4 separate regions of the Mus musculus genome follow, and regions 2, 3 and 4 are each linked to region 1. The links are chromatin loops, found by intact Hi-C in ENCODE. Cell type or tissue: left cerebral cortex. All regions are shown on one strand. Region 1 holds the start of Ier5 (immediate early response 5). Region 2 overlaps Xpr1 (xenotropic and polytropic retrovirus receptor 1). Region 3 overlaps Gm41980 (a long non-coding RNA gene). Region 4 holds the start of Stx6 (syntaxin 6).

What was found. A loop is a pair of places that touch in the nucleus more often than their neighbours do. Peaks named below come from ENCODE experiments on the same cell type or tissue, not always from the same donor. Only the 100,000 strongest peaks of a DNase experiment are listed, where the experiment ranks them.
Region 2: it touches region 1 in a loop (6-fold over the local background); 2 of 42 quality-filtered maps call a loop at or near these places.
Region 3: it touches region 1 in a loop (3.0-fold over the local background); 3 of 42 quality-filtered maps call a loop at or near these places.
Region 4: it touches region 1 in a loop (2.3-fold over the local background); 16 of 42 quality-filtered maps call a loop at or near these places.

The regions. Positions count from the first base shown.
Region 1 is chr1:155,095,466-155,103,465 of GRCm38, forward strand. It overlaps Ier5 (immediate early response 5), which reads right to left and starts at 4,171. Exons shown (of 1, transcript NM_010500.2): 1 at 902-4,171. The coding sequence starts at 3,965. The coding sequence ends at 3,039. In left cerebral cortex, a CTCF peak has its summit at 4,105; DNase peaks (open chromatin) are centred at 1,345, 1,971, 2,679, 3,292 and 1 more place; H3K4me3 peaks cover 3,932 bases; H3K27ac peaks cover 3,362 bases.
Region 2 is chr1:155,278,462-155,286,461 of GRCm38, forward strand. It overlaps Xpr1 (xenotropic and polytropic retrovirus receptor 1), which reads right to left. Exons shown (of 15, transcript NM_011273.2): 14 at 4,752-4,973; 15 at 1-2,609. The coding sequence ends at 2,549. Among named protein-coding and RNA genes, the nearest start is that of BC034090, 38 kb to the left of the region's middle. In left cerebral cortex, a CTCF peak has its summit at 3,219 (motif pointing left); DNase peaks (open chromatin) are centred at 1,722, 2,087, 2,483 and 3,096; H3K27ac peaks cover 2,987 bases.
Region 3 is chr1:155,022,771-155,030,770 of GRCm38, forward strand. Gm41980 (a long non-coding RNA gene) reads right to left here. Exons shown (of 6, transcript XR_001779499.2): 3 at 6,834-6,978; 4 at 6,048-6,103; 5 at 3,932-4,062; 6 at 1-151. Among named protein-coding and RNA genes, the nearest start is that of Gm41977, 5.6 kb to the left of the region's middle. In left cerebral cortex, CTCF peaks have their summits at 3,210 (motif pointing right), 4,493 (motif pointing left) and 6,561; DNase peaks (open chromatin) are centred at 3,227, 3,981, 4,958, 5,406 and 4 more places; H3K27ac peaks cover 4,247 bases.
Region 4 is chr1:155,154,379-155,162,378 of GRCm38, forward strand. Stx6 (syntaxin 6) reads left to right here and starts at 4,325. Exons shown (of 8, transcript NM_021433.3): 1 at 4,325-4,549. The coding sequence starts at 4,515. In left cerebral cortex, no CTCF peak of the experiment used is centred here; DNase peaks (open chromatin) are centred at 4,246 and 4,815; H3K4me3 peaks cover 1,679 bases; H3K27ac peaks cover 1,132 bases.

The DNA.
Region 1 (8,000 bases):
GGTTGGTGTGAGATAGACACGGCGACCAACTCTACTGGTAGAGCAGAGCTTCATGCCTGCAAGTGTGTCCAGAGAAACAGAGACTTAAAAACTCATATTTGCTGACAGGATTGTTTAAAAATAGAAACCTCCTTCTTCTTCCCTACAAATGCACACAATTCTTTTTGCCACAGCATCTGATTTACACACACACACCTCACTTCTATAGCAACAATAACAGTTGAGGTACTTGTTTGGGGCCTGAGAAAAGGTCTGTATGTAGGCAGGTTTGGCTTCAAACTGGGGAACCTCCTGCTTCACCTTCCGGAATGCTGGGGACTACCTGCAGGCGGTACCTTGCTGCCCTTAGGAAGTACTTTCTAAGACCATTAACTCAGTAATTTTCACAACTCGATGAGGTAAGTACAGCTATCCTAATTTTACACTTGAAAACAACCACAACAACGAAGAAGCAGAGTTGAAGCAACATGAAGTCCTCAGAGCAAAGAGTCAGGACTAAGGCAGGAAAATGCAGGCAAATCTGGCTTCAGAGCTCATGCTATTGTAACATTCAGTCCATGCTACACAAAGAAGTAAAACCTTTTTCCAATTTACTTCTCGAAATTAAGCAGACACATGGTCCCATGGTTCCTTTTGGCAGGCAACTGAGGATGCAGAGGGGCCTTAGTCACATCTAAAACAAACATACAGCTCTCTTCACACCAAATGTGACCCCCTTCAAATATAAAGCACACCGAGACAGGTCTTCAAGCATAACTGTGTTCTAGTAACTAACAGGAAATGGTTTCAGAATGAAGGCCCTGGACACCTTCAGTTTAAGATCCACTTAATGGATCTTTAGTAGTTATAATAGAGCTTAAGTAGCTAATTTCTGAAAGAAAACAAGACAATTGAGTAACAATCTGATTAAAGCATGTTTTATTCTATGTATTATTATTCTATGTATTATGTACATGATTATGGTGATGGAGTAGAAAAGTAACAGCTCCCTTGCTTAAAAAACCAGCCATATCTTACAGAAAGAGCAAAGCAATGGCCTAGTCAACTAATATAGTTCATATAATTAGAGCTTAAGCTATGGCCAAAGAGCATATTTCATATGCTCCTTTTGTCTAAAGGCTATATAGCCCTTTCCCTCTTTCCTCATTTCTGTTTCTTAAGCATTCTTCTTAGAAACTGGTGGCATCTTTTCAAGTACTAGCAATTATATTTAAAACTTAAGTGTCTAATTGGTTTGCTCCTAAGAGAGTACCTCTTAAGTACTGAACATTTTGCCTTAGACAAAACGGTCTCTTTAAATTGCCTTGGCTGTCATCTGTTTAGCATGACCAAAACCACTTATGTCATCATGTAGGTGACAAGAGCAAATCAGGAAGTTCTGCTACATGAGAATTAAATTTAGCCAACCTCCCTCGGTCTCCTTCCTTCTCTGGTTTGATACACATAATTTCACTTTCAGAGCTTTTTACTTTCTACAACTAAAGTCAAATGTCAACCTTGACATATATTGGGCCACAGTGATGGATCTAAACATTTAGACAAGTCGGTTTCATCGGTTTCTTCATGTTTGGTCCTAGTAAGACCTCTGAAGCTGCTATCTAACCCCCACCCACCCCAATTCAAATCTAAAAATTGATCTACCATCTATACATTACCAGACCTATTTTGGAAACAAAGTTTTGGTGGAAATATTTGATATTGGAAAGGCTGCAAAATTTGGCTTTTAATATTATTTAATATTAGAGATTCCCATCAGATCAAACTATAGAAAACCAAACTGGTCTGTCATGACTGAAGAGAAAATTGTAGTGGCAAGTCTCAAACTGACAGTCATTGATACCAGTATCCATGGATGGGGATGTTCGTGAAAACAAAAAACCAAAACCAAACCCTTAAACGTGTCTTTCTTGCTACTTATTCAAGTCAGCCAACACTGTCCCTCGCCTGTGAATGGCTGATATTAAGAACCACACCTTCCATTTCCCAGCCTGGTTGCCCCTCCCCGCCACCTTGTTGGAAACCCAGACAAGTGATTACATACATACAAACAGGCAGTGGAGTTGCTTCAAAATATTTAATACGTGTTAGACACGTAAAGTTACATTTTTATACAAAAATCAATACAGAGAAGGAGAAAATACTGTACAAAAACCTTATCAGCTCCCCCAACCTTTATACAACAAAGACTGGAGTCACCTTATCTACAAAGCCATAAGGTCCTTCCACTTAGAGCTCGTCTGTAAACTTTGTTTCATTAAACACTTTTTAAAAGCACTGTGTAGTAAGTTCTGAGCTAGAGCTTTTAAAAAATATATCTTTTCTCTATAAACTCCGTATTTCCAAGCTTGAACTCTTCTGTGAAGTTCAGCAAGCTTTTTTTCCCCTGTGGGGAATTGAAGGTCCCTTAATGTTCTGCTTTCCCAGAGTAATCACAGGGTAGAAGCGCTTCTTCTGTGCCAGAGAAAGGATGGGGAGGGAGAAAAATAATACAAGTCTCTACTCCAGACGAACTCCCTCTAGTCTGAGGAAATCCTGTGAGAAAACGCCACTCCGCGCCCCGGTGCGGTCGTAGCTTTCATGAGAGAGAGGTGTGTGTAAAGTCCCTCTCTCCCCCAAGATCGAACGGGGAACTCCCCTTCCTCGAGCCTTTCTGCAGCTTCCTTTTCTGTGCTGCTGGCAGAGGAAAGTCCCTGTCTGCACCCCCAAAGTCTCAAGCCCCGGGGAAGGGGTGGTGCATTCCAGAATCACAGAACAGTCTCAACACAAGACAAACTTACACACGGACACACACAGATACAAAAGTTAACGATCGATCGTCCTCTTCCAATAAGCCTCCAACTCTAGGTCTCAGGATGAGACTCGAGAGCCACGGCCCAGCCGGGCTGCCCCTTCTGGGGCGATGTGCTGCCCGGCAGCAACCAGTCTCCCCTACGCGCCCAGCGCCTACGGTCTCGGCTCGTCCTCGCGGCCGGGAGAGGCCCCGGCCGCACTTCGGGGACTCCCGCTGCTCAAGCTCCAGCCACTCGGGTCCCGGGGGCTCAGAAGGCCACGATGGCTGTGCTCCAGGGGCTCATGTCTCTCAGCACCGGCTTGTCGCAGCAGATCTGCCCCGGCTCGGCGGCTTCCGGGCCGCCCTCCTCCGCCTCCTCTTCCTCTCGGCCGCCTGCGGGGCTTTTCCGTAGGAGTCCCGAGAAGCTAGACCCGAAGATGCTGATGAGGTTTGCCACGTTCCCGGTCTCCATCTCCTCGTCGGTGTCGTCCTCGCCGGTGACTGGCTGCTCCTCCGAGTTCCGGCGCGGCTTCTTGAGAGGGGTAGAGCCGGGTGCCGAGCAGCTCGCGCGGCCGCCACCCACTCCCGCTGCGCCACGCTTCCTGGGACACGGGGCGGGTGGCGCGGGGGACCCGTCCTCGGAGGACCGCTCCTCCACGGCCGGGGGACAGCCGCACGGGCGGCGCACTGCCCGGGGCCCCTCGGGGCACGCGTCCGAGCCACCTCCTGAAGACGCCGCGCGCGGACGCTCCACGCGGCCCCAAGCAGCTGCCGCCGAGTCCTCCTCTCCGCCCCGGAGAGCTTCCCCCGATCCGGCCACCGCGGCCACCGGTTCTGAGCTTCCCGCTCCGGGCGTGTGGCACACGGAGGGACGCTGAGGCTGAGGCTGCGGCTGAGGCTCGGGCTCCGGCCAGGCGGCACGGGCGACCGGCGGGGGCGGCTCTCCCCAGCCGGAGGGTGGCCCGGCTACAGGCTCTCCAGGCTGCTGAGGCGGCGGCACCGCCGGGGTCCCCGCAGGGCCAGCCAGGTAGAGGCCAGGGCAGGGGTCACTCAGGTAGACTTGGCGGGCGCTGCGCAGCACCAACGACACCAAGAGGTTCTTGTGCAGCTTGATGCCGCCGCGCTGGACCCGCGAGTTGTAGATCTTGCCCAGGGAGATGCTGACGATGCGGTGAGCCTCCAGCTTGAACTCCATCCTGCCTTCGCTTCCAGACGATAGGGTGAACGCCTGCTTGCCTTCTGAAGCTGCGAGAGGAGCTGTAGGCGGGATCAGGTCTTCCTCTGTGGTTGTACCCTCGGCGTCTGAAAGCTCGGTGGAGAAAAGACCTGGTGACGCGTAGTCCCCCTCCGCCGCTTCCCTTCAGACAACAGAACCGTTCTGAGCCGGACTCTAAACTGAGCGCTGCGGGGCCACACTGCACCTTATATATGCTCCTCGAACGCCAATCACAAAGCGCCGCTAACCGTTCTGGGCGGGCAGATGTGCCTCGTGCTCCGCCCCCGACCAATCAGAGGCAGAGGAGGGGCCCCAGGGCCTGTTCAAACGTTAGTCCCGCGGAGCAAGCTCTTAAAGGGGGAGATTGCAGGCAGCCCATTGATCATGTGCGGTGGGATTTGTGTTCAGAGGCGTTGATAGAGGAGAACGAGGCCCACAGAACTGTATGTAGTAAGGGATTCCGCTTTGTGATGTACCTTAGCACACTGACTGGAACTTTCATTCGTTTAGTGTGCTGGAATCTACTGCACAATAAAATTCAGTTCCTTTCATACACAATTTCCAGCTGCTCATAGCTGTTTCAGCTGTAATTTCTGGTCATTCTTGGCAGAAATGGAAGCGATGACAATATATGACAACTAGCACGATATATTTGAGATATTATGTTGGAGTTAGCCCCTTTCCCATTAGCGTTATACTCAGCATTTAACTACAAACAAAAGGGAACGTTCTAGAAATACCCAAGCTTCTGCCTTATGAAGGAACAGAATTCAGGTACAACGTTGTTTGTTCTCACCTAAAGCTGGCATCTTTCATTTCGTTCCCCAGATTCTCAGTTATCACATATTTTAAATGGAAGATGTTACCTATTTCTCCACAATGGTTTTCTTTGTTTGTCTGTTTGTTTAATACCCCCCCCCCACACACACACACAATAAGTAACTGATCTATTTTGGGGGAAATCTAGTAAGTTCTAAAAATACAAATAAGTTCTGGTTTCCCATGTTGATTATGTAAATTGTTTTTTGTCAAGTATGGGGGGAGGGTTCCTAAAATTTTTCTGGTCAGTCAATGTAGTCCCATCCACTGAGTCTTGCAAATCCCTGTCAGAAGGACCATGACAAGATTGTACTGGTGCCTGATGGCTCTGTAAATTGCCTTATGGCCCTGAAGTTTCAAATATAAAATGAAGAAATCACAGATACACCTTCTTTATTACACAGAAGATAAATGGCAACTCTCAGAGTCAATCTAAATAATAAAGTTAACCACAGCTTACACGGTGTCTATGTGAAAGGTTTGCCTGACCCTACAATAGGTTTGGCCATTTACATGGAAGAAATACTAGTGAGAGGTAGGCTTGATTAAGAGCCAGTTCACAACCAGGATGCCTTCAGATCTGATGGTTTGGGGGATGCTAACTTTGGCCACTATTACTGCTACAACTGAAGCCCAGAGTCCCTCCCTTCTAGGAATTCTCAGCCCACATAGAGAAGGAGAGAAAATAATTATAACATGTAGCAACAGCAACATATGTTCAGTAATAGCATGAGGTTCTTCTCCGTTTTCTCTCTTGGAAAATCTTTTTTATTTTATTTTATTTTTTGACAAATATTTATTGGGTATTGAAATCCAAGACCACATCTAGATCCTGACCACTCACCCTTAAAGCAACAGAGTTGTCCCTACTTCATCTTCAGGTTTCCTAAGAAGAGCAGACCAGTGAGGCTCTGATGGGGCCCAGTGCATTACAAGTGAGAGTGTATCAGGTAATGCTGCATCTCACAGACAGATTTATCGATGCCGCGTAGTAAGTAGCACTTGAACGAGTGTACAGACATATCCCATGTTCCTGTCTAACACAGCTCGCTTAAATTTACAGGCCAACTGACGATCCGTCTGGGGTGGAGTCAGTGAGCTGTCTGATAGCCATGGGCAGGTTCAGGACCTGGTCCTTTCAAAGCTTTGTTTGTTTCATCAGCGCTTCTTTTTAAAATATTTATTTATTTACTTACTTGCCTGCTTATTTATTTATTTATTTATTTATTTATTTATTTATTTATTTATAGAGAGGGTTTTTTTCGTTCTGTCCTGTAGTCCTGTTCTGGAACTAGCTCTGTAGACCAAGCTAGACTTGAACTCAGAGATCTGCCTGCCGCTGCCTCCCCAGTGCTGGGACTAAAGTTGTGCATCACTATTCCCACTGAGCATTCTGATTTTATTAAAACAAAAACAAAGAACATCAGTTCTATTCCTACCCAAATTTTCTGATAAACCTGGAAATGGTAGGGTTTTCAGATAGTCCTAATAAGGCTCCGAAGCATCTTGGAAGGGCCAAGGCCTCAGGCCTTACCAGACTTCCACTGGGAAAAGTGTGAGAACTTTTAAGTCACTGTAAACAGATGTTTGCAAGCACAGGCTACTGGAGTGGGAGTCCCAGCTCCACTTCTTCCTTGCTGAAGAGCACTTTGGAAAAGTGTTTTGCCTCTCTGTCATTCCGTCTTTTTTTTTTTCATTTGATTACAGAGATAATAGTAGTGCCTACCTCTTAGAGCACTGTGAGAAAAGGATGCTTATTGCACACTTAACACTCTTAGCACAGCAGTGAGCACACGTACACTATCAGTACACATTAGTTATTTGAACCTACTACCTTACATTTGAATTTGGAGTAACAGAAGGGTCTGGAGACTCTTTAGGTAGCATTGATGAAAGTTTGAATAAGGAAAGTGGATTTGAAGAGTTGCCGAAAGCCCTAAGGTATAACAAACTCTTAAGCACCAAAGCAGGGGTGGGGGTGGGCTGGCGGTAGGGTGGAGAACAGAGAGCATCTCATTTGCCAGGTTTCCAAGGTGATGATAGCGAAGCATGGATGCTTCAGTGAGGAGATGGGGCCACGGGGACTTACTAAAGATTTTCCAGTAATAAGGGAACCTCAGGATGGATTCCAGAACAATCGGTACACAGGTGATCATTCAACTGTAAAGCGTCTGTGTATCCTTAGGCAAAGAATTCCTGAGAAGACCTGAGCTAGATGGAACTAGAAAGAGTGAAAAAGATAGACAGATAGATAGATAGATAGATAGACAGACAGACAGACAGACAGACAGACAGACAGACAGACAGACAGACAGACAGACAGACAGATAGATAGATAGATAGATAGATAGATAGATAGATAGATAGATAGATAGATAGATAGATAGATAGAAGAGATAGAAGGGACAGGGCTATGGAGATGTCTCAGTGAGTGAAGTGTTTGTTGCATAGGCGGGAGGGTCAGAGTTTGGATGCCCAGGACCTACACATAAAGCCAAGCCTGGTGGTGCTGAGAAGCAGAGACAGTTGCCTTCCAGAGGCTCCACTGGCTAGCCGTCTAGCCAAAGGCAAGCTTCCAGCTCAGTGAGAAACCCCATCTCAGAAAAGAAAGCAGAGCTCCAGCCTGAAGAGGGGAGAAGCTCATGAGCCCCACGCTGAGCTGAGGAACGTTTGGCAAGTGAAGGCTGTTCAAGGAGGAAGGGTCTTTACTCTGTCCCACAGTAGGTTGCTCATGCTCCAGTGGCTGACCCTACACCTGTGCAATGTGGGCAGCACGAACTGAACTCAGTGGATTGAAGAAGAGGAGGAGGATAAATGATAAAGCTAGGAGAAAGATGTAGAAGGAAGAGTTGAAAGGGGTCATAGGGGCTACATGTGATCTAAATACGCTATATTAATGTATGAAATTACTAAAGGAAAGAAAAAGAAATCAATTAAGTGGAGCACAATTTACTTTGGTCTCCATAGGAGCATGCACAGGTACATGCACACTTACACGTGTACACACACACACACACACACACACACAAATGTAAGAGACAAAAACAATTCCAGCACTGAAGTGCTGATCTGGGGTGCTGCCCATGTGCACAGGTTGCTGGTGGTGCCTGAGAAGGCTTTCTGACCTATCTGAGTGGAGTAATCCCACCATCAACCACTGTATACTGCATACCCTTCATGCTGCCCTCATCGCTT
Region 2 (8,000 bases), 180 kb after region 1:
TGGGAAGGGATGCAGCCAGAGCATCTGAATACACGTTGGAGCGTCTGCCATGTAAGCCGCACAGCTTGTAAACTTACGTCTGAGTGGTCAACAGGACAGATATCAGAAAAGGAATATACTCCATCACTTACTGTTTATGAAAGAAATAATACTGATTAGGGCCTGGGATCCTGGCAGGGGGAGAAAGACCAAACTGGCTCTGTGTTACCTGACATAAAGACATCAGAGAGCTGGAACATCAGGAGTCAACTGTGAGGAGTGTGTGCCGCCACTCAGCTCACTACCAGAGAAAGAAGCTGACAATTCACAGGGCTCTGGATACACAGTACCACTGATTTTATTTGTACAAGAAATGACTGGTCACTGAACTTTTCTATATATTCCTAATCGTTACTGCTGTTACCTCAGAAACCAGTGAAATCTATCCCCAGCTTTAAAGTACAAAATAGTAAGGGAAAAAAATCTAAATAAAAATAATGCAACCTTTAATCTGCCAGGGTCTCTAAATTGTTACCACTGATTATTATAAAGTATACAATTTATTTATAGTTTTGTTTTTACTTTAAATAAACATTTGCTCTTTAGTTTTGGGGCAAGGGACATGCTTGGCAAAACACAAAAAGCAACAGAACCTACAACATTGAGTGAGCTTTTTTGGGGTGGGGGATGGGGGCAAGGTGTTGTTAAAAATCTCAATCGAGAAAGGAGGAAAAAAATGGAACTTTGTCAGAATAAAAATGGAAGAAACTTTGTAAACGGAAGCTGGTGAGTTAATCAGTAGGATTTTAGCAGTGCTGTAACTTTAGTGAGTAAGGGTTTGATATGCAGGAGGAGCTAATGACAAGCACGAGCTAAGGGGCAGTAGCCAAGTTTTAAAACAATGTAAGTGTTACTGCTGTTTCCCTAGTCACCGGTTTCTTAGTCTAAAGTTCATCTGACAAGGGCACACGTTCATGGCCCTCCTACGTGGGACTTTTATCTAGATCTGAAGGGTGGGGCCATTTATTTACCTTTTCCTGGTATTTATATTAATTTTACTGAATAATGGCTGTTTCTCTACCCTGACCCATGCTGGAGAGAAAATCAAGGGTCTCAAGAATGCTGGGCAGTCACTACTACCAACGATCTAGATTCCCAGTGACAAGCTGATGAGTACCAGATATGAAACCAACCATTTTCAAGACAGTCAAGCGCTGTATGTTTTTAGGCTTCTCTAGAGAATTTATGAAGAAAGGGGGTGAGATAGAGAATAAAGTAGGTATTTATATCCTGAATTTTCTAAGAAATATAATTTAAAAAGTACAACCAGGTTTAGAAGCCCCGAATTTAAAAGCAGGCCATGGTAGGGGTGTCGTAAAATTCAACATCACCTTTTAATACAGCTGGGTTTAAAAATAGCCACCAAGATCTTTTGTGTCGATGAATATAAAGGATTTGTTCTAGATGCTCAGAAATACAGTCCCCACAAAAGACTTTTAATTTGATCAAATTCTGGCTGAAGAAGGTGAGACCAGAAGGGGAAATGTCTAATAAAGTGTGAGGGGCCTGAAACAGGCCTGTCTTTCCACTGGTAAAGATTACAATTCTACATGCAGAAGCACGTGGCAAACCGTCATTTTTGTGACTGGTATTTGGGTGACTGTATCCTGCACCTGTTCCTAGAGAAACAACAGTCAGAGCCTTTTCTCTGGATTTCCACCACTGGGATGCAAGGGGGATGCCTGCCTGGTCATGACAGTGATGCTTGGGACTCTAGAGCAGCAACTTAAAATTTAGCAATAAAACTTTGGTTTAAAGTTAAAACAAATGAGGGGAAAAAAATCAACTAGTTGTTTCCTGAAAGAGGTGTGTGGGGTTGACCCTCCGCAGTGCCAGTGAGCCTTAGTTCCTCCTGCCTCCCTTCACAGGAGTAGCATTCATTTATGGTTAAGTTTCATAAATAATGAGAAACTGTATGTAACGAATACAGCATATTCCCCACCCACCCGAAGCCCTCCCCAGATGAGAAAAGTCACATCGAATTAAAAGTAGCTTTGTGGAGGAGGTGCTGCTCCAAGCTGCACTTTCCCTGCAAGTGCTGCCAGTGTCTCTGCACTGGCTATGAAGGAAGGGAAAAACTCTCCATAGAAACTGACAGAAAATTTAAAAACCGGTGTCCGGTTTCAGACAGTCAAAACCGGCCGGCGAAGCTGAGCTCTCTGGGCTGTGCATCAGACGTTCCTTCCAAAGCTTCTCTTCATCCTGATGGGCTTCTGTATCCTTGTGATTGTAAACAATCCGTAAGATAGTAGGTGTTTGTTCCTTAAAACATCTTCTGATTGGCAAAATGAAGTATTTGTTTTAAAAATAGAAAATGAAGATTAAACCAGAAGAAAAGAAAAGAAACACAGTGAGCTTGCTCGGAGTCCATAGGACCCGATCTGAAGAGCCCGGGAACGTGTTCTGTTTTCTCCTGTTCTCAGCTGGAAAAAGGTGCTGGAGGTTGCGTTGGTCGAGGAAAGGATTGTAGAGTAGAAAACCAAGGATGTTACTCTAGACTTCAGCGAATTCAAGTGTTAGCTTCGTCATCTGTGTCTTCTATCAATACCTTAGTGTCGCGAGCCTTGGATCTAGCGTGATCAGAGGAAATGAACATGTATGATCAGTCCCATGCAGTGCTGCTGGGTCCACTCTTCCCACTAGCAAGCACGCACACTACCCAGGAGCTATGTACTGCAAGTGGAGAGGTAGGAACAGCAGTAGGCTGAATTAAAGACGGAGCAGTACCCGGAAACAAGGATCTGAGTTTGAGCACTGGTACAGTGATAGCCAGGAGCCTCGGTCAAACTGTTAGCGCTGCTGATTTAGGAGGCTGTGCAGAGATTCTTGTACCGAATAAAAATGGGACTGGGTAACCCGACACTCGTTAGCCTCAACAGTGAAGGCAGTGTTTCTGACAGGAGATCTGTTACTCCCACTTGACAGATGGGGAGGCTGACATTCAGGAGGCTAAGGCTGTGCTAAGGCTGTATGAATCTATGACGTCAGAGCTGAGACTCAGGTCTCACCTTAGATTCCCTGCACTCTTTGTACCTTAAGCCTGTTCTTCTAACTGCCTTCCTCTGGCTGCCATCTAGTTTCCCAGCGTTTCCCTGTAAACCCCTGAAATGAACAGACTAGCACCAAGAGCCTCCCTCTTGATCAGAAACCATGTTTAGACTGCCCTCTGCTGGTAGCTATGAGACCTTCACGGTGAGGAGCTCTGGTCTGTCAGCCTTTTCTCCAGGCCTTGAGGCTAGCCACCTCCTCAGCACCCTCTTACCCACAGCGCTCCTGCACCCCAGGTTGCCGTGCCTCCCTGGACAGAGTGCAGCTGAGTCAGTGCTCTTCCCGCTCATTTCCCACTGTGACTTCTGCTACTTTCCTCTGCCCTAAGACTCACTCTCCTCTTTTCTGCTTTTTCCTTCTCTACTTTCTTTCCAGAAAATTCCCACTCTCTAGCTAAAGCTTTGGTAGGCCTGGGCTTCTGTACTCACCGGACTGTAGCCCCTTCTGCTCATCTCCTCTATGCTCCTGTACCCGACTTTACAACCCGATCCAGGCCTTTACTGTCCCGATTTCCCTTTCCTACTGCACTGTGCAGTGACACAGTCTCCTTTCCTGTCACTCCTCTTTGGAAGAACATGTTTTGTTTTGTTCTTTTTCTTTCCCTACAAGATGAAGCCTGCAGTTTTTAGTCTTTGGCTATTTGTTTGTTTTTGAGATAGGATCTAGTGTAAACCAGGCTGGCCTGGGCTTGCTGTGTAGCTATGATCCTCCTGCTTCCACTGTCAAAATGCTGGGCTTACAGGTGTGGGTCAGTTCAGATGAGCCCATCCAATTACATTTTCTCACTACTGTCTGAGCACATGTGTTTCCTTCCTACTCTCCATTTCCACAGGCACAGTCTTTACCTTGTCCAAGCACTCCCTTACCTTCAGAAAAATGTCCAACTTACGTTTTTCATCGTAACCTACTCTGCTGTCTCTCTCTCTATTCTCTCAACACCGAGTGCAGTCACCATATGCTTTATGTTTACTGTTAGCTTTGGGACACAAAGTCAGTGGCAGGTAAGAATCCTAGTTATGGACTTCATAAGGTAGCTTCAGCTTGCTCAAGTCTTTCTGTGATGATGCTGGGTAAATTTCACAAATAATGAATTGATTCTTTAAAATTTTTTTTTTTTGATTTTTTGAGACAGGGTTTCTCTGTGTAGTCCTGGCTGTCCTGGACTCACTCTGTAGACCAGATTGAACTCTGGCCTTGAACTCAGAAATCTGTCTGCCTTTGCCTTCCAAGAGCTGGGATTAAAGGCGTGTGCCTCCACTGCCCAGCAAATTGATTCTTCTTAATCTCTCTTTGAACTATACACATCCCAGTGTACAGAAGAGTGCTAACAGGAATTAAAGACAAGGTTACACAAATGATAGGATTTCTAAACGAACTCGAAGGTTATCTGCACACACATGTCATGCTCAAGAATCAGGTAAGTCATTTCCCAGCACACTTTTCCTGTGGTCCTTTACATCCCTACTCAGTAGGTGATAGACACCCTGGCGTGTCTCATGTGCTCCTGAAGATATACTACAAGTCTGACCTCATGGGTTGGTTTGTTACTACTGTCTGAAGAGGAAGCATGGCTGAATGCCAGCAACTTCACCTGGTCCAGTCTAGTAGCTTTTTAGCTAATGTTACCCGCTGCTAGCCACACAGGAGTGCTCTACTCTACGTACTGGGAAGCCAGGCGGGGCCTACGCAGGGATATGCTCTGATTGTACTTCCACGACCGGTTCTTCTGGCGGTTTCGAACCCCATCCTCCTGGTCCATCATCTGCTCAAGTAGTGTCTGGTCATCCGCGTTGAGGGGGGCCACAGAGATGTCCCGCACGGCTCGGAATTCACCACAGTTATTTAGATGCTCGTTCTCCAGACGGAAGAAGTTCCACACAAATCGCCTAAACAAAATGGGGTAAAGACATTCATGTTAAGATCTGAATATATTACTACTGGTAAACCTCCAGGAGGCTCAAGTTCCTGCTCACTAAGGAGAAAACAAAACAAAACAATTATAGGCAAGACTATTAAAATCAAAGAGACAGCTAGAGCCATGATAGTTCAGTCAGGAAAGCATCTGCCTAATAAGTGTGAGGACCTGAGTCTAGATACCACATGTAAGAAGCCAGGCACAGTGGGCACTTTGTGATCCCAACAGTGGCAAGATGGGAACAGACATGCAGGTCCCTAGAGCTAGCCCAGTCTACCCGGTGAAGTTCCAGGCCAATGAGAGGCTGTCTCAAATAGAGGAGGAAGGTATCTGAGGAATGACAGTTGACTTTGCTCCCTGATGCACATCCGCACAATAAATAAAATGAAAGAGAAAGATGGTGTGAGGACTGGGAGGTGGGGGAGGAAACAAGAGTTGATTTTGGAATATAATTTTTCTTTATCCAGTAAGTTTATTAATTTGTTGAGTGCTTATTAAAAATGAGGAAGTGGCACTGAATGACGCAGGTGGGTCTCAGCCTCTATCCCGGCAGTGGGGAAGTAAGTAAATAATCAGCTGTTAGGTGCCCCGCAGACCGAACGCAAAGAAAAGCAACCCAGAGTCCCCGTCTTAAGAATGCTTAGGGAAACTGATTTTGACAGGCAGCATCCAACAAAAGTGTGAGTGATACTGGAGGCAAGTCACAGGAGACTCCTAGAGATACATGTCTTAGGTAGGGGGGACGAGGAGGAAAAAGGCTGACCAAGAAAACACTGTTGGTGCACTGGAATGGAAGCCACGGTTAAAACAGCAGAAGTAAGATGGAGAGGGAGAGGAGGTCCGGCCATACACACAGGGCCCCATAAACCACCAGAAAGAGCCCACAGCTCACACTGAGCGTCTGAGACCAACAAGATTTGTTCTACATGGATTACTCTACCGTGGAAAAGCAACTGGAACAGGGAAAAAAGCCTAGAGGGAGGCCGGTTAGAAAACTTGGTAGAGCAGGAGTCCAGGAAAGCGATGGTGACCTGAAGCTGAGACTAGAGATCCACAGGAAGATGAAGCTGACAGAACCTGTCAAGTGGTCTGAGTGAAGGTGACATCATTACAAGGACCAAAGAAGCAGATCCGTCCTGTCAGGCTACAGCTACCTACTCACTAGATAGCCCTGTGGAGGGCTCAGCAGGCAGAGGGCACAGTGCGCTGGAGATCAAGGCAGAGTTAGGGCTTTAGGAATATGATTAAAAGAGACGAGAGTGCCGAGCAACATCCCAACACATGCAGACAGGAAGAGGAAGGAGAATCAGTAACAGAGTTGAGAAGCTGGAGAGAACAGAGAACATGGTTCTGAGAAGCTGAGTGAAGCCAGTGCTTTGCTGAGAGATAAAAGATAAACACAGAGAACCAAAGGCAAGCGTTACCAGAACAGCATAATCCAGGGGCTTCAGCTCCAGAAGACTGACTAGATTCACATAATGGCGCCACCACTTATTAGCTATAAAGATGACGGATAAGTTTCTCTGCCTATGCTTCTGTGTTACCGGGAAATTGGATAACACTGGAATTTCACCCTGGCGGTGAAGAGTGAAGAGCAGTGACAGAGCTATACCTGTACCACAGAGTATTTGGTCTGTAATTCTATTATAGATAATTTAAAGAATGGGTTAGTTTGACAGTTGGCGAGATGGCTCAGCAGGTAGAGGTGCTGAGTAGACGGAAACAAGCCAAGGTTGGTCCTAGATCCCAGAAGGTAGCAGGAGAGAACTAAGTACTGAGGCTTCTACTCTGATCTCCACTCACTCACACATGCACACACATAGACACATGAACCACTTTCAGGGCTAGGAACACAGACGTGAGTTGAGAGGAAGAATGGGGAGAAGTGAGAGCAGAGACAGCTAAGGGTGCAGAGTGGATTTGGTTATTAGACCTACATACTTGGGGAAATGAAGACGGGAGACCTGTTAGACAGTCTAGAAAAACGAATGACATCAACAAATGAGCACACACTTTCCAGAGTCCTCTTCTGTGTTTAAGGTTAGCTTTGCTTCCAATCCTATCTCATTTTCAGGCCATGTTTGTCCTGAAACATGGGAATACTAGACACCTCTCTAAAACTATCCTTAGATGCTCGCATTTGTGCACGCCAGTTTCATGGTGAAGGCTTCATGAGAGAGAGGCCTTCGCTTTCCCCAGCACACCCACAACATAACTCGAATGATTTTGTTAGCCTCACAGTTACTGTTGAGGAGTTACCTGTCAGTCCAACCGATACGTATTTCTCTCAGGCTACGTAAAAACTTAAATATAGGTCAGTGAGATGGCTCCGCAGGTGTGTGCTCCCGAGTGGGAGGATCTGAGTGTAGTCACTGGGACTCACATGAAGGAGAGAACCAATTTCCACAAGCTGTCCTCTGACTTCTACATGGGCATGATGATACACATGCATCCACACACATATGCATAAGATAGTTATAAATATGCAATTAAAAAGAAGTATATCACATACACCTTAAAGATTGCATGTAGTATATAGCTTGATTAATATATAAAAACACATAGTTTCATCCTAAAACATGAAAATACATTACTACACTGCATGCTACCTCTAGGGCTCTCTACCAACTTCTAGAGGGTGTATTTGTAGTTCTGTGATCTACCTGTAACTGAGTCTGTATACCAGATGTGGTAGGAGTCAGGATCTTTTTCTTCCATACAGATAGTCAGCTGCCTCATGTTTAATGTTCTCTCTTCACTGTTATGCAGCTTCTTCTGTCTCTGGATGCCCCATCCTATTCCAGTGCACTGCTTGTCTAACCTCTATGGACATGGTGCACTGCCTTGTTCTTTCTATAAGACCAGTCTGCAGCTCAGAACATTACTCTAAACTATGTACTTTTCAGGACAGTCTTGCTATCCTTTGTGTTTCTCTATAGATTACAGAACTGCCAAGCATGGTTGGCATATACCTGTAATTCCAGCACTTGGGAGGAAG
Region 3 (8,000 bases), 73 kb before region 1:
ATGAAATACCCATGATGCAGAAGAATCTTTAGAACTGATCAAGGAAGAAACAGAAATCATGACTTCAAGAACCTCAGCAGGTACCAGCTGTCGGCATCCGGAACATCCTCTAGGCCTCTCCCGTTGTCTTCCCTTTGACTCTGGCCACACCCTGTGGAATCATAGAAGGGGCCATTGGAATTCTTGTGTTACTTTACCATACACAGGTAGAAACAGCTTGTCATTTGAAGAGACCTCCTCCTAGACATTCCTCTCCAGCATGCTGTTCCAATCAGAGCCACAAAAGACATGATCCCAGCAGAGGACAAGGCTATAGGGCTAACTATCCAGAGCTCTGTTCTTCACTGGTTAGGGTGTAGAAGACTGGGACCTGAGGGCCAGAGAGCTGGGATTGCAGTAGTATAGAGCAGAAATTATGCCATTAGAGCCCCTGGACTCAGGCTCCTCATCTTCCTTAATGTTGTCACTATAGGAAACCATGCTAACCCCACCTCGACTGATTTTGTCAGACTCCTATGGATACTTGAATCAACAAACATTTTATGAGTTCTGTTAAATATACATTAATCAGTAAATACTCATGCAATCAGTTCACCAAGACTAAAGAAATGCAAACAGAAATGAGGCTGGGGTACCCACGGCCGTGCTAACTGTGCTCTGTCATAGAGTCTCAGGCCTTGTTGGTCTGTCATCTTCACACTTCATTGGAAATCCATTAAAACAACTGCCGGGCCATTAGCCCTGACTCCAGTCAGAGCCTCCCTTGGGCGCTGTTCTGTGGCTGGAGCCCCTTTATTAATACTTAGTGTAATTGCTTCCGAAGCGGATAATTGTGGAGATGCTGCTTAAATCCGGAAGGGGAGCTGCATCTTATGTTTAATATGTAGGCACCTCATCCTCAGGCGAGACAGCTTATCAAACGCTTGAATTTTTAAAACGGGGAGGATCAATCGATCTACAAAAGCTGTGGCATCTGAGACAAGTCAAAAATGATTTGATTTACACAATTTCCATCTACTACTAACATCTTTTCCATGTTATGACTCAAGCATAGATGTCACATAGAATTTGAAAAACAAAATGCAATTCTAATTAGAACCCTCGTGACTACAGACCACGGAGCTGAAAGTCCATATTCATAAACGGAGTGGCCACAAGTCACGTTCTAAGACTTTGAAATTTCAAGCCTAAGAACCTATGGTAGGACTGTGACCTGCTGGGACACACAAAGCAAACAGATGACACAAAAGAGATACTAATTAAAGATAAGAGAACACTAAAATCAGACTGAAATTCAGACCACTGCAAGCCCAAGTTCCTTACAAGGATTACTACAAAGGGGAGACTCCTCTCCCTGCACATCTTAGCCCAACACAGGGCTGTTAGAGAGGCTGGAGTTATTAAAGGCTTTGCCCCTTAGCAGTGGCTTCTATTGCTCTGAACTTGGAAGAAATCATGTTATAGTGAAACCACCCTCTAAAGTCAGGAGCAGCACCATCTAGATGCTCAGTCAAGTGGTCATTTGTTTTTATTGCTACAAACTGGATTTTGCAAATGGCTTAGTCCTTGGGGTTGTTTTTAGAGCAAATTGAAGGTCACCCCTCCTTGCTCACAATCACTTCCTTGCACTGTTTTTGTAAAGCAGAGAGGGCATACAGGTGACATGCAGAGAACAGCTCAGGAACCATCACGCAGGCATCTGTCCCAGTTGTGAGCATCAATTGTCTAAGCAGGAAGAAAAAACCACTTAGCACAGTAGTCCCCAGGAGTCGGTGGATATCAAAGGTGGAGGGGGTGAGGGGGAACCCTGAAGGGGATCACATCTGTGCTACTCAATAATAAACTACCATCTGCTGGGACCGTCCTCTCAGAGAAGAACAGAAACAGTGACAGCAACTATGTCCAGAGAGCCATCACATTGGTCCCTCAAAAGGACAGCCACTAATCTTATGCTGAATTTACACGTAAAGAGTGTTCTTTCTATTTCTCTTATCTTGCTGCAGACTGGTGGAACTGTCCCTCATGGACCTACATTTACCAGTGCAATCACAAGAACCAACTTTGTAAATGCTGCCCTTCACCTTCACTGCCCAGTGCAACAGCCACAAGACCCACTCAGCCAGTGGGCACACATAGTGTGGCCAGGCCAACAGAGACAGAGATGTTGAATTTACAATGCTAGAGGTAAGAACTTCAGGACCAGGGCTGGGCTATAACTCAGTTGTTAGAATGCTTGTCTAGAAAACACAAAACCCTGGATTCAATTCCAGCACCATAAATCAGGCATGTGGTACACATCTGTAAGGCAAGCAACTAGGAATTAAAGGCAGGAGATCAGTAGTTTAAGGTCAGTCTTGGCTACATGACCCAGGACACACAAAACCCATCTCAAAAAAAAAAGCCAGGTATAGTGGGGTATAGTGGTTCACGCCTTTAATCCCAGCAGAGTTAGGGTTAGAGACAGAGGTAGGACAGATAGATAATCTGTGAGTCTGAGGTCAGCTTGGTCTACAAAGCAAGTTTCAGGACAGCCAGGACTGTTATAAAGAGAAACCTTGTCTTGGAAAATATCAAAATGAAGAGGAGGAGGAGGAGGGAGGGAGGAGGTGGGAGGAGGAGGAAGAAGAAGAGGAAGGAGAAGGAGAAGGAGAAGGAGAAGGAGAAGGAGAAGGAGAAGGAGAAGGAGAAGGAGAAGGAGAAGGAGAAGGAGAAGGAGAAGGAGAAGGAGAAGGAGAAGGAGAAGGAGAAGGAGAAGGAGAAGGAGAAGGAGAAGGAGAAGGAGAAGGAGAAGGAGAAGGAGAAGGAGAAGAAGAAGAAGAAGAAAGAAAGAAAGAAAGAAAGAAAGAAAGAAAGAAAGAAAGAAAACAGTACCAGAAGAAGATATATGTTTCTTTTTCATATTAGCTATTGATTAATGTTGAAATAATAATTTTTTGGGCAACTTGTGTCAAGTAGAATACAGCACTAACAGTAACTAGTTTATGTGGTTTGAGAATCTTGTTACTAAGTGGCTGTTACATTTCTCTTGGCAGTGCTCCTCAGATGATCAGCATCAGAGAATAGATTTGGGTTCTATAAGCTTATATGTTATTCATTTGGCACTTGAATACCAACTAAATGGGGCCCAGTGTATGTTTCCATGCGGGGCTAAGAGTTCAGACTATGCCTGAATGTTTGCCTTCACTGTTCATCTGGTAGACTTGACATTCATTGTGGCCACTAGAGGGCAGTGGCGTATATAAAATGTGTTTTCATCCATTGTGGGCCTCTGGTCCCATGCAGAGATTCTCCTGAGCTGTCACCATCTAATTATTAAAGTCCAATCTTTTCCTTTCCCACTTATGTGCCATATGCCTGGGGAGAGAAAGACCACGGGGACAGAGTGCAGCCAGAGCTGGCCTGTAAACTGTGAGGCTCAGAGGCAGGTCATGCTGTGAAAGAAAGTGGATGTTCAAAAGCAAAAGTACAAAGCCCCAGGCTGTGGAATCAGGTTTGCCGTCCTGGCTCTGCTACTAACAAGATGCAGGGCCTGAAGCAAATCCCTTGGCCTCTGTTTCCTCCCCACCTCCACCCCCGCCCCCTCCTAGACTGAGGAGGAGGAACAAGGTGAACTTTAACAGTGACAGACATCAGTATTCTGCAGTTTCAAGAGCAAACCCCTAAGGCCCTGTTATAATAGGTTTGATGGTCTTCTAAATGAGTTCTAATTACAGGACTTCCAGGCACCGTAGTATTTACTGTAAGTTGATGATCCAAAGGCCCCTCCAAACACTTAGCAGCAATAGATAAAATCGAAAAAGTTTAAAGTTTAGAATCCAAAGCTGAGATGGTTCCGTTAGTAAAGTCTAAATGAGTACTTGTTAGGAACTGAGTCCAGTTAGGAAGTCTGCCTTGCAAGCAGGGCATCTGGGTTTGGATCTCCACCACTCACCTAAAAAAACGATGGGCACGGCCTTAGGGGTCTAATCTCAGCGCTGGGCTCGGGAGGAGAGAGGCAGCGCCCTAAAGCTCACTGCTAGTTGTCCCAGCTGAATCAGTGAGCTCTAGGTTCAGTGAAAGAGCCTGTCTCAAAAGAAGGTAGAAAGCCATGTAGCAAGACACGTGACATCATCTGTTCTACCCACAAATACATACACACATACACACTATACACACTCTCACACATACACATACTTATGCACACACATATACACACTCACACACATATACACATTCACAAACACACACATACACATGCATACACACTGGCGCATACATTTACACATACACACACACACACACTGTGGGAAGGATAATATGCCAAGTAGTGATAGATGTTATGAAAAAAATATAGGGCTGGAGACATGGGTCAGCGATTAAGAGCACTGACTGACTTCCAGAGGTCCTCAGTTCAATTCTCAGCAACCACATGGCAGCTTACAACCATTTGTAATGAGATCTGATGCCCTCTTCTGGTGTGTCTGAAAACAGCAATAGTATACTCACATACATAAAATAAATAAGTCTTTTTTAAAAAAAGAAAAAATATTCAGGATCCTTAGAGATATAAAGGAATAGCTAATAATTATTGATTTTTTAAAAAGATGTAAGTTATGAAACCGTGCACAGCCTAAATAAAACAAAAAGTTATTTAAAAGGAAAAGTACAAAGGAAAGGTCATTACAAGTGTGAACTGCTTCTGTGTATTTCCTCCCTGCCAGACAGCTGTGGGCACCTGGACTGGACCCTCGTTCCTGTTCCCTGAATGAAACGAAATGAGAATGTGTGCATTAAAATACATAAATCGAGTAGCATTATGTAAACCCCAGCGAATTGTGGGGAACAAAGAACACTAATGAGTGGCAGTGATGAAGAAATCACCCAGAGCAAAGAAAAGCAGTTCAATATCAAAGCACAGACTTGCTAAGCCAGGGAGGCGCCGCCCACGGAGGCGGAGCCAGAAGTACTGAGGATGCATCTGTATGACTTGATCATCCATCTGAGGTGACAGGCAGTGTGGTGGGCGTGCACAACTGCAAGACCTGCAGGCAGGTCTCCAGAGATCAGCCAAGAAGAGCAGCCACCCACTCCTCCCACTTCCTCCCTCTCAGGTAGCCTGTGCGGCCAATGAGACTCGTGTACACACACACACACACACACACACACACACACACACACACACACACACACACACACACACTACAAGTATAGAGGAAAGACATCCGTACTCTCTCCCTGATTCCATGGACCCCTTTGGAAGATTATTAACTCTAAGTGAGGTCATGAGGAGACTGGAGTCTGGAAGGATTAACCTTCCGAAGAGAAACCAGAGTTTCCTCTGTCTTTTGAAGATACGAGCAGAAAGCTGCTGTCTGCAAGCCAGGAAATGAGCAAGCCCTCATTAGAACCAGACCGTGCTGGTACCCTGAACACAACCTCCAACCTGGGGAGAGAAAATCTGGAGTAGGTGGCTAAAGTCACTCAGCTTTCCCGTATGCTAGCTTAACAGTCCGAGCTACACACTCGAACCATAGCCTGAATCTGTTCTAGAGATAAGAACAGGTGTGTGTGTGGAATTGTCCCAACCCTAGAGAACAGGGACAAGGGTCCAGTCCAGGTGTCCACAGCTGTCTGACAAGGAGGAAGTAGACAATTTTGTAACTAAGAAGCTGTTCACATCGGTAATGACCTTTCCCCCTGCTAAGCCCTTCCCTGAAGCCTGGACTGGCCTTGCCACATTTTCAGGACATCAGGAACACCTGCTCCATTGTTAATAGCACCATTTACGGGAACATGGACTTGGACTTGAGATTGCCAAGCTTGGCTGTACCCTGCAATCTTCCAGGGTGCTTTCAAATACGCTCTCCCCCTCAGACTCTGTTCAATTGGTCTTGGTTGTTGCCTGGGCACGAGGGTTATTTATAACTCCCTAGGTGGTGCTCCTTTTAATCACAGTTGGGAAATACTGGCCTAGAAGTTGGTAAGACAAAGAAAACCTTTTTCACTGCCCAATGGGCTTGGGATCTTGGACAGGGACTCAAAGGCCCAATAGACAACCAGGGACATACCTTGGTGAACCTCAGAAGCCGCTACTGGGACAGCTGTGGGACTACTTCCTCTTTCCCTGGAGGAAAAACATAGCTCTCTCTACAATCAGGAAACAGGAAGCACGGGGTGCCTGTCAGCAGAACCAGCAATCCCCCTGCATGGAAACTTGGGCTTCCCCTGCCACTGACAACTGGAAAGACCAGCAGCTGGTCTTCCCGGCTCACCTGCATGTGGGAATGACCTAGAGAAAGCCTGCTCTTAGACCCTACTCCCTCGGACTTAGAAAGCCCTCCCCCCACGGCTGGTCCCTCCTGCCCCTCCTTCTCAGCCCCCTAACGCCTAACTCTTCCTGCCCACCCACACCTAGCCGCATCTTTACTGGATGCCCCCACGTTTCGGCCAGAGTTCCTGCAGTTCCCCACAAGCCACCTTTGCCCCTCGGCCTTCCTGATCCCCGGCAGGCAGTTCGGTGTCCCAGCTACGGAGGCTTGCTCCGCTCCGGCTGCTATGAATGCTAACACCTGAGTCTGCGCCCCCTCGCCACAGGAAGATAGAATTGTCTCCCTGTGCCGCCATGTGTTGGCTGAATCATCTTCCTGTGTTCGTGACTCCCAGTGGCTCGTTATGTAAAGCCCAGCCTCCTCAGCAGAAGCTTCGGGGCTCCTGTAGCCTTATCTCACCCCTTCTCCCAATTGCTGTGGCCCCAGAGCTGGGCTTTCTGCCCCTCAGGAGGTATGAACTCACAAGCTTGCTCCCCTATAGCAATTAGCTTCATACTTAAGAAGTGACCCCAACCTATTTCTTACCGTTGCCTCTGTGTCCCTTCCTGTGCTTCTTTTCACGTCCTCCAGTAGCACCGCCACCCACACATCTAAGCCCTCAGAGCTCCTGGAGAGTGTGGGGAAGCGGCCTTGTGTCTTTGCTCTTCCCTCTCCATTCCATCCTGGGATCCTAATAAGAAGCAGAAACCCCAGAGCGACTTTATTGGTTGTCACTGTGCAGGTACATAGCAGGTGCCAACCCTGCTTCCTGGGCAACCCAAGTGCCTAAGGCTCTGGGTGATGGAGTAGGCAGACAGCTGTGACCCCAGGGGTAAATGACAATTACCAGGGATGCAGAGACAGCAGGAAGAAACCTGACTTGTGCTGGACACCAGCCTCAGTTGCAGCTTCCAACACACTTGCTCTCCCATCATGGGTCGAGAGCCCTGTCTTTGGTTGAGCTGGCCCAACGGCCAGCATGGGCTGACACTGCAGGCCCCTGCCACATTGCCTTGCCTTCTTTTCTGTGGCAGTGAGAAGACAGCCTGGAAAAACCAACTTGGGAGAGTTTATTTGAGCTCACAGTTCAAGGTGCAGTCCGACAAGGCAGGGACGTGAGGGCAGCTAGAGCTTGAAGCAGCTGGGCACATTAAAATCAGGATGGCAAGGGAATAACAACTATTTGTACACAGCTGATTCTCCTTCTCATACAGTCCAGGATCCCAGGCCAACCCCAGATGTGACACACAGTGGGTGATGGGACACCCAGTGGGTGGATCTACCCACCTCAATTAACTCGTTGGAAAAAATGCCCCACAGGCATGTCCAGGGGCCAGACTCCCTGCTGATTCTTATCTCAGTTTTGAGAATTGAAATTATCCATCCTTCACAGAGACTGTGCTGATATCACACAGCGGCCGAATCCAACTCCATTGAGAAAGTGGCTTTCAGGAGACCTGAGGCCACACTCCTGGCACACAGGTAAGTCTCTTCTACCCTATTTCTATCCCTGCTTTACGGCAGAGCAGAGCACAACGTGATCGTCTCGATCCACCAGAAAAGGCTATATAGCTTAAAGTGCCGGGAAGCCCTCTGGGTTTCACACCTTCCATTACAGAAGACTGTCCAGTGCTCCCAGTCAATGCCAGCCTCCACCCACTCCTGCCTAAAAGCCCTAGATCCCTAGCACAGGGTGTGGGGAGTCCTGCTCAG
Region 4 (8,000 bases), 59 kb after region 1:
TTGGTTGTTTTCAAGCAGGTCAGCAAGAGTGGGAGTGTGGGAGGCACTGGTTATTTACTGGGCATTGTTCCTGAGCTATTGTTTCTCACCTAAGACCATGGCCCTGCTGAATGGGGGTGGGGGTGGGGCACAAAAACACAGAAAACAAAGAAATAACTTCCTCTGTTTCTCACATTTAGCTAAAACTTCCCTTTCCTTGGGTAGTGGGGGCCAAGTTCTGGTTTGAAAGAGGATGAAGGAAGGTGACATATTAAAGAAAAGGATACCCCATTCCTACATGCTCCCTGAATCTGCCACAATTGCCACTGTTGTCTCTTTCAGATCCTAATTATTAGGCTTCCTTAGGCATGTGTGCTCTATCCTCTGTTCCTAGCTCTTAGATCTTTGTGACTCAGTTAATAAATCCATTAAGCTGGAAAATGAGGGTCCATGTCAGCCCTTGAGATGGTCATGACATTTACACAGTATCCAGACCCTTGGGAGCTTACAGTCTAGTGGGAAAGACCAAAATACAAGAAGCTAAGAAATACAAACGCTACATCAGTCATCTCTGGACCTCTGGAGTCTCTTTCCTTTAAAAAAAAAATAACAATTTTTATTAGCATATATTAGGCATACTTTGTTTGATTGTGGCATCTTCATATATGCAAAGAATGTGTTTTGATCATATTCTTCTCTCTCCCACTAGCCTCTTTTGTCCCCTATTTCCATTGTCTGCCTCATTTTCCCAAAGAGTAGGAATTTCTTCCTTGGGATGCAACCAACTCACTGACAGCTCCAAATGCTGCAAGACTTCTCCCTGGCCCTCTTCTTCCTCTTTTTTTTACCAACTTCTCCTCATCAGGAAACAACAATGTCTACCTCTGTGTTCTCCAGAGCTTTTATCAAATGCACCCTCCCTCCATGCCTTCATTACAACAAGCCTGGCTTCTTATCTTTTCATCCATCTTCTGCACTGTGACTTTCTAGCCACTTCGACACCTGTCTCAAAGCCTGTGTCTTAGTTGCTTTTCTATTGCTGTGAAGAGACACCACGATCAAGGCAACCTATAAAAGGATGCCTTTAATTTGGGGCCCACAGTTCCAGAGGATAGTCCATGATCATGGTGGGGAGCAGCAGGCATCTTAACATGGTGCTGGAGTAGTAAGTGAGAACTTGCATGTTGACACAACAACCATGAAGGGGAGAGGGGAAGGGAGGGCGGGAGAGAGAGAGAGAGAGAGCGAGAGCGCACATTAATTGGGAATGGCTTGGACTTTTGAAACTTTAAAGTCCACATGCCTCCTCCAACAAGGCTATACCTCTTAATCCTTCCCAAAGAGTTGCATCAACTGGAGAACAGGCATTCAAACATATGATCATAGCTGGGCCATTCTTATTCAGTCTGGCCCAGCTATTTCTCTGAGTTCCTAGGCTTATAGGACAGAACACAGAGTATTCAACGTTCCCAACCGCCTAGCCTTGCCCACCTGCAGCCTTAGCCTGCTAAGGCAGGCTTGAGAGACAAGGAAAGTGAATGGAACATTCAAGAAGACTCTCCTTGCTCTGGGCTCTAATTTACCTTTCCTGCTGACAGAATCAAGGAATTGTAATACAAATGATAAAGAGAAATTGACTACAGAGATAAAAAAAATCTCAAGGTTGATGTGAAAAACAGTAAATGAACTAGTCTATTAATTTTAATCTTGTTAATTTAAATTTTACACGTGTGTGTGTGTGTATACTTGTGCATACATATAGCACAATGTGTATGTGGTCGTCAGAGGACATTTTGCGGGAATCAGTTCTCTCCCTTCCATTGTGTGGATTCTAGGGATTGAACTTAGACTTCAGGCTTGGTGGTAAACACCTTTACTCACTAATTCATCTCACTGACTTCCGTGAACTATTCTTACATAGGACCAGAATGTTTGTAATCCTGAATTTTTACCATATTGGCAGGCATCTCTCATCTTTAAATCTAAGATTTGATGTGTGTGTGTGTGTGCGTGCGCGCACACATGCATGAATGTAGTGAAGGCCAGAAAAGGGAGTTAGATTCTTTGGAGCTGGATTTAACTGGCGGTTGTGAGCTGTCCAACATAGGTACTGAAATCTGAACTCCTATTCTTAGTACCAGCAGTAAATGCTCTTAACCACTGAGCCATCTCTCTAGATCCTTCATCTCTAATCTAAATAATGCACGTCATAAAAGCACATTACAACTTCATTTACTACAAAAAAAGTCCTTTTAAAAGGCTAACAAATTCATACACCTACTTAACTTTTAAACCTTAATTTAGATTTTGCATAATCTTTAAACCCTGTACTTTACATCCGTAGAGAAGTTCAAACTTCTAAAAGCTGCAAAATCATTCACATAGACATCTAAGTGACTTTCCGTGGAAGAGCCCACACTCATGTCTTGAGGTTGTGCCTGCCCCTTTCCTATACAACTCACTCTCTATATACTTAGTAAATGTGCTAACTTGACTTCACCATAGTTTATCCTGAAAATTTGTGGTATAGGCAAGATTGTGGCCATGCACCAGTGGAGGTCTGTAACACCCAAAGGAATGACTGGTAGCCACAGTGTTGGGCTGTATCTCCCTGCTGCTACTGACCCCTCTACCCCAGCTCTCTTTTCTGGCCTGAGAGGCTGCCCTGCTTGTCTACATCACTGATCCTTCCTGCCTTTAGCCACTGTTTAGGAGCCTCCCAGCCCAGCCCCACACACCCACAAAATACGCTGGTATCTCAGCTCTGCTATCTAGGCTGTGCATTTCTCCAGTTACCTGTGCCCTCTCATTATCTGGAATTGAATACTCCTCTCCACAGGCCTGGGAGCTCCTTGGGGACAAGAGTATTCATCTCGGAGTCCTTAGTGCCCTGAGCAGAGTAAAGAAGCTCAGGTGTGCTGGATTTTGCCAATACTTTGTACACTGTAGGAGAAAGATGTTACTATGGTATCCATCCAGAGACAGGACAGTCAACAATTAAGAACCTGGCTTGACACGGCTTCTGGGACTAGCAGAGCTGAGGTTTGACCTTCAAGGATCAGGCTCATCTGCTCTTCCACTTACATGCCATTGTCAATGAACATTTTATCTCTGAATTTCAGTAGGTAGGTAGCCAAAGCCTGCAACTCTCCCGGCAGCTCCCCTTCCCGACACCTGCCACCCACCGCTCCTTCAGGAGTTCAGAGAAGCCTGGCGTCTTTGACTTTTGCTTCTCACTTCTCTTCTCCTCCCTTCCTCTATCATGTCCTCTTGCTGTCCTCTAAACAACAGCTTCCTTCAGGGGTCCCTGACGGCATTGGGGCCTCAGAGTTCACATAACATTCCTCCTACTCCACCCCTACACATCCTGGCTGTCCTAGAACTAGCTCATTAGACCAGACTGGCCTCAGACTCATAGAGATCCATCTGCCTCTGCCCCTTGAGTGCGGGTCTTAATGGTGTGTGCCACCACCACCTTACATCTTAAAGATGAGGAATTGAATGGGGGACTTCAGGTTCAAAGGGAATTTGTTTGATGCAAGCTCCAAGGAGACTAAAGAATTTGGCTAAGTCACGTAACCTCTCGGAGTCCAAGCTCATTCATAAAATGAAGATGATAAATAATAGGAATGTGACAGTGAGATAACTTAGAATCCTGTCCAATGCTCAGTCACTGCTCAGTGATTATCAATAATCAAAGGTCACAGTTCTCATCCAAGAAGTTACGCACAGTGTGTCTAATTGTGCCATATAAAATGCTCTGGATGTTCTGCAATCGTAGTTGAAAGGAAGTGATCCCGTCTGGCTCCTTCTTTGCTTTCAGAATGAAGTACAAATGTCCGGGATCTGTGGATCTGTGTGTCTGGGGTTGTGTGACCCTGTACAGGAAAGAATGAAGTCTCTAACAAATTAGAAACAGTAGGATCGTCCTCCAAAAGAGTATTGATTGAGGATGTTTATACAGCCTTTACACACTGCATGACCTAAGACCTTACCATAATCAGATCTTTTGAGAATCCTTTAGTGCAAGACGATGATTAGATGGGCATGTAAATCACAGGGAGTTAAAAGCAAGTATTAAAAGTAGAGAAAAGGTAAAAGGTCTATGCAAATCAGACACAGCAACAGCTTTCTTAAAATCCTCATTGCCTTCTCCAGGCAGCAGAAGACCGCCCCCACTATCCAGAGCCCCGCCTCTCGGGCCTAGTGACGCAAGCTAGGCTCCGCCCCTCTCCGGCGCAGGGCCTGGGCGATCTGGGTCACGTGAGCCTGAGTGCGGAAGTGAGGCTGCGGTACGCGTCCATGATTGGTAGTGGCGAAGGTTCTGGGGGCGGGGCCAGACGCCGGAGGTGCCGGGGGAGGAGGCTGCCGTGGGGGCCGGCTTGGAGTGGGATTCGACCCGCGGCGCTGACCGACTGCTGGACCGACGGCCGACGGGCACCCGGGTCTGCGCGCACTGCTGCTCCGGGTCGCCCCGGCCGAGGCGCTGGCCACGGTAGACCTCAGGGAGGGCTCGGGCTGCCGGGCCGGGCGCCATGTCCATGGAGGACCCCTTCTTTGTAGTGAAGGGGTGAGTGTGGGCCGAGGACTCCCGCCTCAGAGAGAGGGGAGGGAAATCGAGGCAGGGCGACACAGCCTCTGTGCTCGGACACCGCGCGTCGTTTGGGGCCGGGCCCCTGGGGTCCCACTATCGGCCCGCACCGCCACTTCCTCGGGGTCGCGCGCCGCAGGTGGGGAGCGACGCGCCGGAGCCGGCCGACAGCATCTGGGCAGGAAAAGGGAAATGGCCCTCTTGGAGTGGGCGTGCGCGGGGGCGAGCTCCATTGTGGAGTCGTGGAGCTAGCTCGGGACGGCCACCCCGCGGCTTGCCCGGTAGTGTCCAGCGGGTGCGGGAGCCGGTGCGGGAGGACGCGCGCTTTCCCGGGGGAGGAAAAGTCCTCCAGGCCGGGTGCTGATGTTGGAAGGAAAACAATATGCAATCAGCCAAACCAAACTTTCCGAGGGTTTCTTGTGAGCCACCGGGGTTTTCCCACCGTGTCGAAGGAAATGAGTGTTTCTATTGAACTCCTTGGTTTCATCCTGGGTGTTTGACAGGTTTCCCTCACTTCACGTTCTGCCTTTTTAGAAGCCTACTGCCCTCGTTTTGCGACAGAACTGTCCTGACTCCATCTTTGTTTATCTGTTGGGAGATGAAAACATCAATTGCACTTTGTTGTATCAACTTTGTAGCCATTACACAAAAGCAAGAAAGCGCAATTATGATGTCGCAACTTATTTCTAATAATGTGTCAGTTTTATGCTTTGAATGTCAGAGAAATGTCAAAAATCTGAGAACTGCGAAGTTAAGACAGAGTAAGTTCTACTGACTGCAAAGTGTTCTTTGCTTTTAACTAGTTGCTACTTGCATCTTACTTGTATAGTGGTAAAAGCTGACCAGTTGTGTGGGTGTTTGTTTTTGTATTTAAGAGTCCTGGGAAACTTAAAATGAGATACTTTACTATCCTTGGTGTGTACAGTCAATGCACAATCAAATATATTATGACTGCTTTTTTTTTTTTTTTTGGCTTTTTGAGACAGAGTTTCTCTGTGTAACTCCCTTGAACTCACTGAGATCTGCCTGCCTCTGCTTCCTGAGTGCTGGGATTAAAGGCCAGCTTGGCTAAGATTGTCTCTACGTTTCCTTAAAAGGGTTTTTCTTTTGCCTTGCTTTAATTTAGTCGGGGAATAGGAAGGTATATATTTAACAGTAAAATCTGCCTACCTGGAAATTGTGTTCTATATTATGGAATTGATTAAGATTTTAGTTGGTTTTGTTTTTAAATTTAGAGTTAGAGTTGTATACTTTTCCCTTGAATGGAAGGGTTTTCTTGGGTTTTTGTCTTATTTTGTGGAGTGGTAAGTGAATGTTGTGGCATGCATGTGGAAATCAGAGGACAACTTGCAGGAACTTCTCCTCTTTCACTGCGTGGGTCTCAGGGATCTAACTCAAGTCTCAGGCTTGGCCGCAGGCACCTTTGTCTGCTGAGCCATCTCACCAGCCCCAGAACTGAAGTTTTTGACATTCAGGTTGCAAAGGTTATCTCTGGCAGTGAGTAGATAGCAGAGGTAACCAGCGGATTTCTCTGTTCGCCTTTGAGGGAAACATGGAAAGTTCTTTATTGCTCAGCCATATTGGTATTTACCCCTGCAAGTCTACTAGCACTTACTTTACTTGCTGACTAGGTATTACTACTCTATTAGGACACTGTCCTCGGTCACTTGTTGCAGGAGAAAAGACAAGCCAGCCACATCAGTGTCTCAGGATGTGTGATAGCATATCCATGAACATCATTTTATTAACAGGATTGAGGGCCACTGAGATATCTTGGTAGATAAGGGCTCATGCAGCCAAGCCTGATGACCTGAATTTGATCCCCAGAACCCACCTGCAGGAATTTACACACACACACACATACACACACACACACACACACACACACACACACACACACACACTCTCTCTCTCTCTCTCTCTCTCTCTCTCTCTCTCTCTCCAAAGTTTCAAAAACAAGATTATTGAAAATGCATCACAGGGTAGAAAAAGTAAAGATGCCTCAAATATGACTCTGAAACAAGGTGCTTCTAGAGTAATCAGCGGAATAAATCACATCAGAATTAAGTAGACATGACAGGTGATCGGTAAGTGTAGCAGTGTTTCCTAGAGATGATGAGCATCTCAGGTGTTCAGAGAAAAGGCAGTGCCTTAGGAATTGTTATGGTGGGAAAAGCTATTGGAACAGGGATGTTTTGAAGGTAGCAGAATTCAGACAACTTAGACCTCTTTCTCCTGTCTAGGGATTTAGAAAAGAGACATGCTTCCTGCTTCCATTTTATTTCTTCTATCTTTTTTTTTTTTTTTTTTTTGGTTTGTTTTTGTTTTTCGAGACAGGGTTTCTCTGTGTAGCCCTGGCTGTCCTGGAACTCACTCTGTAGACCAGGCTGTCCTCGAACTCAGAAATCCGCCTGCCTCTGCCTCCTGAGTGCTGGGATTAAAGGTGTGCACCACCACTGCCCGGCTCTTCTGTCTTTTGATGTGTTTGCTTAAAACTACTCAGTGGAAGCGGGAGGTGGTGACACAGGTCTTTAATCCCATCACTCCAGAGGCAGAGGTAGGCAGATCTCTTGAATTTGAAGCCAGCCTGGTCTACAAAATGCTCCAGGACAGCCAGAACTACATGGAGAAACTGTCTCAAAACAAACAAACTAACCAAACATGCAAAAACCAAAACCAAAAAACCAAACAAACAAAAAACTGAACCAACCAACCAATTTCTGTTGAGCAGAAATATAAAGCAAATTCCACTTTCTTCTCTTTTTGTTCTTACTTTTTTGTTTTTTTGGTGGCCAAGTCTCTTGTATTCCAATCCAGCCTTGATCTTCTGAGCGTGCCTCTGCCCTTTGATTGCTAGAATTATGAGCATGCATCATTTTACATTTTCTACTACTTACATTAAAAAAGAAGTAAAAATAATTTAACATCTGTTAGTAGATTTGAAAATATTATTACTGCTGTGGGTTTTGCTGTTTGTCTGTTTTGTTTTTGAGCTAGGGTCTTGTTGTGTAGAACTTGCTGGCTTGGTATATGCAGTGTAGTGCAGGGTAGCCTTAAACTTGGTATTCATTCCTCAGCCTCCTGAGTGTTGACATTATAGGCATGCACTTGGCTTCAACATGCAATTAAACATTATTTGTATAAAGTTTTCAAAATTTGTTATTTTAAACTTCTATCTCATTTCAATTTGGATGTTAAAACTTTGAATATATTGTCCTATATTTAGAATTCATTAAACTTACAATCCAAAAGATATATTCAGAATCTGGGGTGATAGGGTACATTTGTAATACCAGCACCTGGGAGTCAGCGGCAGAATGAACAGATGTTCAGAAGCTAGCTAGCCTCATAATGAATTTGAGGTTAGCCTGAGCTACTTGAGATCCTACCTCAAACAAGAGGAAGAGGAAGAGGAGGAGGAGGAGGAAGA